2 separate regions of the Mus musculus genome follow, and region 1 is linked to region 2. Evidence: chromatin loops called from intact Hi-C (ENCODE). Cell type or tissue: left cerebral cortex. All regions are shown on one strand. Each heading gives the region's core, and the rest is flanking DNA. Links, peaks and the distances in the headings are about the cores only.

What was found. Hi-C counts contacts between places; a loop is a spot of excess contacts. Peaks named below come from ENCODE experiments on the same cell type or tissue, not always from the same donor. Only the 100,000 strongest peaks of a DNase experiment are listed, where the experiment ranks them.
Region 1: it touches region 2 in a loop (2.3-fold over the local background); 5 of 42 quality-filtered maps call a loop at or near these places.

The regions. Positions count from the first base shown.
Region 1 is chr10:109,919,113-109,923,886 of GRCm38, forward strand. The region is part of intron 1 of Nav3 (neuron navigator 3); the gene reads right to left. Among named protein-coding and RNA genes, the nearest start is that of Nav3, 79 kb to the right of the region's middle. In left cerebral cortex, for the core only: CTCF peaks have their summits at 605 (motif pointing left) and 1,814 (motif pointing right); DNase peaks (open chromatin) are centred at 621, 1,847 and 2,419.
Region 2 is chr10:110,437,509-110,442,282 of GRCm38, forward strand. It overlaps a transcript of Nav3 not described here. Among named protein-coding and RNA genes, the nearest start is that of 9230102K24Rik, 160 kb to the right of the region's middle. In left cerebral cortex, for the core only: no CTCF peak of the experiment used is centred there; DNase peaks (open chromatin) are centred at 2,331 and 3,099; H3K27ac peaks cover 2,323 bases.

The DNA of each region.
Region 1 (4,774 bases), core at 223-4,222, 520 kb before region 2:
CCAACACTGAGCCACCAAACAGGCAGTATACACCAGCTGATATGAGGCCCCCATACAGACATACAGTAGAGGACTGCTGGGTCTGGTCTCAATCAGAGAATATGCACCTAACTCTCAAGAGACTGGAAACCCAGGGAGTGGAGAGGTCTGGTGGGGTGGGGTATTGGGGGGTGGGGAGCGGTGAAACATCCTTTCAGAGACTGGGGGAAGAAGGTATGGGTGTGGAACAGTCAGAAGGTGGACTGGGAGGCGAATAAAGTCTGGAATGTAAAAAAAAAACCGATTAAATAAACAAAAGAAGGAAAAGTTGTTCTTCTGGATGAAACACAAAGTTTCAAGAGGGTAAAGCTGGCTGATTGAGAATTTTCGACCTCTGGTTTGGGTATGTGATCCCTCACTCTGGTGATAAATTGATTGACAGAACTCTTTAGCACAGGCCAGTGTTTGTCACATTTAGACCCTAGACCATCACCTGAGTCATGTATGAACTTTTAAGGAACTATTTATTTATTTTTATGTGGATTGATGTTTTCCTGTCTGTATGTCTGTGTGAGGGTGTCAGATCCTTTGGAACTGGAGTTGCAGGCAGTAGTGTGCCACCTTGTGGCTGCTGGGAATTGAACCTGGGTCCTCCAGAAAGAGTAGCCAGTGCTCTTATCAGCTGAGCCAACTTTCCAGCTTCCATGCATGAACTTTTATAGACATACCCAGTTCTACTGTCTCACAGGCTCTGGATGGTGGGGCCAGAAAACAATCATGAGGCTTCCACGGGGTTCTAAAGTGGGCTCCTGTTTATAAATACTTACATGGATAAATACACTTCACAAATTAAAAGCAATTAGACTATAAGAGTTAAGCACCTCTCAACACAGAGGGCACATTATTCTGTGTTCATGGAGTTCACAATAGCATAGCTTACTTCTTGTATGTCCAAGAAAACACCAGCCCACGACAGGATGCATGGGGATGTTCTTTGCAAACCATTCATTCCTGTGTTTTAAGACCTTCATATTATTGGTGATAAAATTGGTAGATTGTCTCAAGAGAGAAATAACATCCTTTCCTTTTCTTTCTAGCTCTTCTTTTCTTCATTAAGTTCTTAACTTGTTTATTATCAACTGGAATGTGGAAGAATCATACTTTTTATTCACTTAGTCTTGAACCACCGGAGTTAGAAGTTGAGAATGCCCTGCCTGTTGTGTTATAAACTACAGCGAAAGTATCAGAACTCAGAACTCAGCAGCTCTGTCCATTCCTGTCCTGACAGCAAATAACAGCGAACAAACAATTCGGGGTAAAAGAGACATTAAGGTACAGGCTTTCTTGAAATGTTCAATTATTTCTTGCTCCATGAGTTCTATACAAACAACAGCCAAACAGAACCCAAAAATTATCTGGAAGGTTTTACATAATCTATGTATGTGTGTATAGCCATATAGATATATTGATATATCTATACATATGTGTGTACATGTATATATGTAAAATATGCATATATATACAAATATGTATGTGCATATGTATATATGAATACGTGTACATATGTATATATGTATATACATACATAAACATATATAATTATATATACATATATACACATTTATGCATATACACACAACACACACAAATATACATATATATACACATAAATACATACATACATACCTGTGTACACATGTATACGTACATATAAACCTTACACATGGTGACTTCTGGCCTTTGTCTCTATTAAGGTCACCTTGACAATATTTTTTTAAAGTCAAACAATGTATCTGCTACCCTTTTCTCTTTGGCTACATGCTATAGCTGCAGCCAACCACGAGGTGGCACTAGGTATACGTGCCAGTAAGACAATCATAATAGTAGATGTGGCTGAGGGCTTTGTCACCCTGAACAGGCAGAACTCAACTCCCATAATGAGAGAACCACAGGACCACAACAGAGCACCCAGACTTCAAAGTCGTCATCTTAATGGCCATCTGAAAAGCCTCCAAATTTCATCTTAAAATCCTTTCATTTTAAATGGACCGCAATGGCCAGACTGCTGAGGAAATCATATGAACCCCTAACAAATTATCGTGAAGAGATAATCAAACGACTTCATGAAGTGGAAAATAAAAATGAAAAACAAGCACAAAGCTGACAGGCTTATCCTCATCAAGTGTCATACTGCCTTTAGACATGTATAGGTTCAAGTCCCCAAACTATTCTAAAAACGATCTTGCTTTATGAACTTTCTTTTCCAGTGAGTGAAACAACTTATCAAGAACTATGTGCAATACAGGCTAAAACATTTTAACATAAATGGAAAACACAAGCGGTAAATATTTTCCCGAGACAGGGAAGCTGACCTAAACCCATGTGCATTTCCCCAATCCCTTAGCTTCTCCCACTCAGTCTGCCCACTGCCCCTCCCCCGCCACAATGAAGTTCAATTGCGGAAGGTTTTCAGATGTGGAAAGATTGGAGCCTGGAGTCAGGAGCACTCGGCTCCTCTCCCAGCCCCACCACTTACTACTAGGGCTGGATTTTCCTTCTCACAAATGCGGGGATCACACGCTTATCTCCCCTGCCTCTCTCGCAGGGAGGATGAACTTTAATGGGAAACATCTGCAAAAGCAAAGTCCATCACGCAATGCGAAGCATCGCTATTGTAACCAATGGGACGTGGCATCTACGAATTACATTTTAATATCTATTCTACAGTCACAGAACACTTTCAGATTGCTATTTCAAGGCATTCCATTTTTTTAAAAAAAATATTTTAAACCATTGCTCATGTAAATACTAAAATGGCTTGTTTGGGTTGAAAGATACTCTCGAGATACCTAAAATGTTTTATTTTCACACACTGCCTTTATTCTGAAGTTGATCTCTGTTCATATTTGATGTATTGCTTAATATGTGCCAAGGAAAAAATATATATTCAGATAGAAAGTCAGATATTGGCCTCTCATATGTCTTTATAATTGACTGTGTTGTTCAGGAGAGACAGCTCAGCGTAAAGAAGGCTTGCTTTGCCAGGATGAGGACTTACTACGTTTGCATTGCCAGCCCATACGTTAAAGCAAGGCACGACACAGTACATTTCTGTAATCCGGGACAAAGAACAGAGACAAAAGGATCCTGGGTGGCTCATCGGTCAGCCAGTATAGCCATGCTAGTGAGCTCTAGGTTTATCGAAGGTACCCTTTAACAAAGTTATAAGATCAATAATGACATAGGAAGACAGGTGGCATCAACATGTGGCTTTTCCCTGCACATATGTACATGTGCAGACAAACTAGAACACATACACGCCACCATACACACTTCAGTGTAGTGTCATTCTTAGGCACTCGAAACTGACTTCAAAAATACTAGCTCGCTGATGTCAAAGAAAATTAGTAAAATTAATAAAACAACCAAAAACCAGTTTAAACCAGTGTTTGGATTTCCAGAAGCTCAGAATGATTCTGCATTCAAAGTGAAAACAGGAGACCCCTCATCTATTATCCTCACACGGAGAAGTATAGCTATCAGGAGTTTAGGTTGAGGTGCTGGCCAGGATAGCTATCATCAGTAATGAACAGAGGTGGGAGCAGAAATAGCATTCTGTTCAGAAATAATTTACGTAGGTAGAGAGACGCATGCCCAGATCCCAAAACTCAGATACACTAGCCACCAATGAAGCAGAATATTCCCCAAGTAGAGGAGTTGAAATCAGGTATTAATAAAAGACATGAACCTGGATGCTCTCAGGCACCTTCATAATATCAATTAATTTTATTCTAAGAAATGGCCTCAGAAAGGGCCTATCTGTTTTCCCTTCAATGAAGGGAAATTGCAGAGTCATAAAATTATCCGAAGACATGTGCGTGGTCTTGCATCTTCTGGAAGAGTAGGTAATTGGAACACCAGGCTGAACTAAGGAAGACACTTCAGGTTCCAATGAGGAGAATCTTGTACTTCAAGTTCAGTGGCAAAGAGACTCAGGGAGAGCTTGGACCCCACTGCTGCAGCTGCTCTTATGTCCTAGGACATGCCACCAAAGCCAGCCATTTAATCCTCACATGTCAGTCACAGTGTAGATCCCACTTAGTCCTGTGAGCCTGATTTTATCTAATCAAAGAGGAGTTTTTGGGAAGTTAGCAGCAAACAAGTATGGAAACTGTCCTTACCTTCTCCATACACACACACACACACACACACACACACACACACACACACACACACACCATATATATTTACTCACACCAGTCCATCATTATTTGCTTGTACAATTAATATTACATTTGCATATACAGTGTTACATTTGTCAAGCGATATAGCCTTTTTTTTTTGTAAATTAACTTCTCAACAATGTATGATTTTAACCCACCATTTCCTAAGATCTTACACCTGTTTATATTTGATGTTCTGAGTTATCTCCAAGGCAAAGGACTTTAGATCTAAAATGTAAAACATTTTTCCTAAATCAACCCTAAGTTGCACTACTCAATAAAAGCATTACTTTCTAATATACTTTTGTTGAATAACAGTTACAGTTTGTTGACTAGTCCAAGTTCCTAGCCTTTATTTACAAGTATTGGGAACTTGTAACTATATACACATCTCCTGAACAATGAGATTTTGTGGGTAGCTTTTATGAGGGTTAGAGGAAGATGGTAGTAACCCTGGCTTTTAAAGGAGCCAGAATAGGTAGAAAAAATAGAAAAGCCTGAACATTCTTTTTAAGATTTATTTTATTTATATGAGTACATTGTAGCTGTCTTCAGACACACCAGAAGAGGGC
Region 2 (4,774 bases), core at 494-4,493:
CATGACAGTAGGGGGAAAAAAATGAAACACTGCATGTTTCAAGAATTAGAACCCAGTCAATATATTGTCTGCTGTATAGACACTGAATTTCAATGTATTCTTTTGCTCCACCAAGGGAGGGAGGGAGGGAGGGAGGGAGGGAGGGAGGGAGGGAGGGAGAAGAAGAAGAAGGAGGAGGAGGAGGAGGAGGAGGAGGAGGAGGAGGAGGAGGAGGAGGAGGAGGAGGAGAAGGAGGAGGAGGAGGAGGGGGAGGAGGAGGAGGAGGGGGAGGGAGGAAGAGAGAGAGACAGAGAGAGAGAGAGAGAGAGAGAGAGAGAGAGAGAGAGGCAGAGACATCAGAGCATCAGGCATATGGCACAAATCCTAATACAATGAGAGCAAAGAAGATACATAATGAAACCTTTTCCTATCTACAAGATCATCCTTCAAATACACAGAATTCACTTAATTCTCAGGTCCAGCTAGTCCTTCAAACTTAGGCACCTAACAACACCTCTAAGAAGAGGCTCAGAATGTAAATGAAAGAAGCCACCACAAGGTGGTCACTGTTAAATTGTGACTTCTGTTTTCAGATTTAAATACCTTCTAGAGGGTAATAAACTGCTTTATCAAAAAAATTAAACTGTAACTCTAAGGAAAAAATGAAACTAATAACATTTGCAAGAGGTTAATTTTCAAGAACTTGAATATGTAATTTACCACCCACTAGCTTTTCATTAACAGCCAACAACTCATCATTAAAAACTTCGCTCTGCTTAGCAGTCCTTGGGTACCTGCAAGTCACCTGACTACAAGAATAACAATTCCTCATCATTTGGTTTTCAAGGTAACGCATCCAAAGGGCTAGGGTGCGACTTCTCCATTGTAACCACATTTGAAAGAGCATAGTAGAAGCCACAAACAATTAGAAGCCCCGTGGCTTGGATTCATCGGACAAAGTAGAATGTCACAATATTAATGGAAAGTCAGTAAGAGTAAAACCTTTCTCCCACCAAAAAAAATATGATAGTCATTCTCACAAAACTGAGACATGGTAAGAAAAAATAAATTCCCGGTATTCTTAAAGCTGCAAAGAAAACAATTATTTATTAACAAAAACTATAGAGATCTGTGAAGTATCAAACCACTCACTTTACAAACATTAGGTGGGGCTGTAGAGATGACTCCATTAGTATAGCACCCTTCATGCACATACAAGGACCTGATTTACATCCCCAGAGCCCATTTTTAAAAAGTAAAAAGCATGGTGGTACACATTTGTATTCTCCATCTAACTGCTGGAAGGAAAGTAGGGCAACAATTCCTGGGGCAGCCTGGTCTACTTGATGAATTCCAGACCAATGAGAGATCCTACCAAAATTAAAAGGTGAATGGCACCTGAAAAATACCACCCAAGTTCCACTTTGGTCTCCATGGGCACGCGCACACACACACACACACACACACACACACACACACACCATGTTATTTTTACTAAAATACAAGGTCTTTTACTAAAACGTTCTTCACCTTGTGGTGTCTATAATATACTTGGTATACAAGGTTTATCACGATTTTGGAATGGACACAGTGGGGTTTTTTATTGTAAAATAATTCACATTCACTCATTAATACATATATCTTAACCAATGAAACCAGCCGTTCTGTGTTTCACTGGATCCTGAAAGTTTTGCTGTTGTTGAATAGAAATTCAAATGGCTACCTTAAACTGGACATGAGGAACTTTCAGATGACAAGTCAAACATGCAGTTTTATGCCTAGCCACAAGCTCACTGGTACTTATTCAGCCGTAAAAAGCCATCTGAACTCAGAGCTCATCTGTACACTATTTGAATGTCTCAGACTTCAGCTGACATTACTCTAGACACCAAATGGGTCGTGATAGTGAAAGTCGAAAAGATTAAATATACCCTACATTTTGTAGATCACCTTTTGACAATTTTGCTCGTATTGACATACAAAAATATACAAAGGAAAGGTTTCAAAATTGTTCCCCAAATCCAGCTGCCCCCAGTCAGGCTCCCATGTTGTGTTTGTCTCATGCCCTGATTTGGCTTTCCTATGGCTATTAACTTTTTAATTGTTCTCCCACAGATAGGTAACAAGATAGTTTTAGATTTACAGAAACATCGGGCTAGAGAGATGGCTTAGGAGTTAAGCGGTTAAATATTGCCCTTGCAGAGAAGCTGGGTTTGGTCTTCAGCAGCCATGTTGGGCAGCTTACAACTGTTGCCTGTAACTCAAACTCCAAGAGATTTGCTATCTTAGTCTGGCCTATGGGGGCATCTGCATCCACGTGCATCTATCTCAATGCAGACGCACATACACAGAATGTTTAAAGACTACAAACAAAAAAGATTTCCAAGTATATTTAGAGATGATCTTTCCTATGAGTTTAAAATGATGCAAGCTGCAACTGCCTTTTAAAGGACATTTTCAGTTCCTATATTAGCCAACTTCTTCCTACACATAGAGTTGCTATTCTTAATGAAATTAGCATACATAATTATGTAAGAAATTATGGTGCGTTATCTCTAAGTAATAAGAGCCCTTATAATCCTCACACCAATTGTAAGACAGTCACTGCTATCACCCCACTTTGCAGATGGAAGGACAAAACTATAGAGAGATTAATTCACATTCCTACCACCTGCAACATGGGCCATATTGTGAACTCATGACTCAGCAGGATCATTGGACAGTTTCCTCATTGAACAATTTGTATATTATGATGGAAGGCTCTTCAGTCTTCACTTTGCACTCACAAAGTTATCATATACATAAATATAAAAATGTTAGTGCATATATGTGTGTGTGTGTGTGTGTGTGTGCAATTCATGTTTAACTATCTTCAATGTTGACCGCTATCTACAGAATAAAGTATGGATTCTTTGATCTAGAATGGACCCACTTGGTGGGCTTTCTAACCTTCTAGCTGTACCGATCTACACTTGGTACAAATTCTTTCCTCCTGAGGACTAATTGTCCCCAAACTCTTCACATCCCCTTATGTCTTTGTGCACTTGCAGAGGCACATGCTGAAACACTCCCCACTGCTGTGGCCATCTGGCAGGTTCCCACTCATCCTTCGTGACTAAGTGCTAGCATCTCTCTGGGCCTCCTTCCCTGATGCATAGCCACCAACAGAATTATCACTCCCACCTCTGCTTTATATACCCCTCCTTAACACAGTTGGTACAATGGCAAAAGTTTCCTATCTAAAAACTTAGAAGCAAATTATATGTCCCATCAGCACTGAGACACTTAAAAGCAACACTCTGTCTTTCCTCTGGCACTGAGCAGAGCAGGCACGCTTCAAGAACACTAGGATATGTAAATGGTCTGCATGGAATCTGGCAAAAAAGCATCCTCTACATGCACATTCTACAATTCCGGGGGCTTTGCAGTTGGTGAGATTAAACTATGAAGGTGAAAATAACAGATACCTATGTATCAAAATAAAAAGCAAAATCAACAAAGTCTTGATATTGCATAGCTTTCTTTGTACCTAGCATCACAGATCCACCGTAGAGGAGACCTTGACCCACGCAGGACACAATTAGTTCCATTAAACTGGAATGCATGAAAAAGTGGCCAGATGTAAGAAACAGCTGAATCTCTACAGGCCTATCTGTCAAGGAACATATTGAGTCTTGCTTGAAAGTATAGCTACCTCCTTCCCATTGCTATATGCTTCCTTCTGCCAGGGCATATCCAAACACCACCCTTTCTAAGTTAAAGCCACTCCCTGAAGCAGGCATCCTGCATTTTCCCCTTAAAAGATTTTCTTTCTTTAACTAGTCCTCTCCATGGATGACCATAAAATCCCTAGAACTCATCATCTTTGCACATCTTATTTCACCAGCTAGGCACCAAATCCACAAGAACAAGACTACATTCATTTTGCTCCACTCAACCCCAGTATCTTGGCCAGTGTCTAGTGCACTGCAGAATGGAGAATAAAGCACTTTAGGTTCTACAGCATCTTTACAAGTGAGTGTGTGTGTGTGTGTGTGTGTGTGTGTGTGTGTGTAAAAACTAAAATTCACCAGGGTTTACAAATAATGAAAACAATCTATGACTGCATATTATAGAAATCCCAGGATGCATTTCAGGTAAGAAAATTTCTCTCCAGAATTCCATATTAGATATCTTTTATTTGAATCCATCATCCAGATTTAAAAAAAAAAAACTTTAAAATTTGGCATCAGTAGCTATCTTGTTACTTATTACATAGATACTACATTTCTAGAGTAAGTTGTGAGATTGGATTTTATTTCCAGTGGCTTTTATACCTTAAATGTATAAAGTTTATGTCAGAGGAAAAGAAATACATAGGACAAAGAGGACAGGGTCTTTGCGTGAGGGGTAAAAACACTTGATTTTAAACCACAGCCAAAAAAAAAAAAAAACCAAACTTTATAAATCTCTAGAAAATGGAAGAAAATACAACCAAGAACGTACACGCAGTTGCTAGGCAAACTAATCCACATTCCCCTCACACTTAGACATCAAAAGAATCAATAAGACAATTGATGTTCCCGAGGAGGATTCCGTCACCGACCAAGGACAGCACAAGGTGTATGCTTGAAGTTAGAGCTCTCGCTGGAATCAGAAATAGCATCACCATTCCCGTTGAGTTCATTGACAACGTTCCCCAAAATGTGAATTCAGACAACTACAACTGTCTCTCAGTAATAAACCATGATAAACATTTATCATACACACACACAGGCACAACAACAACAACAAATCCTGCCTTCTCAATATGACT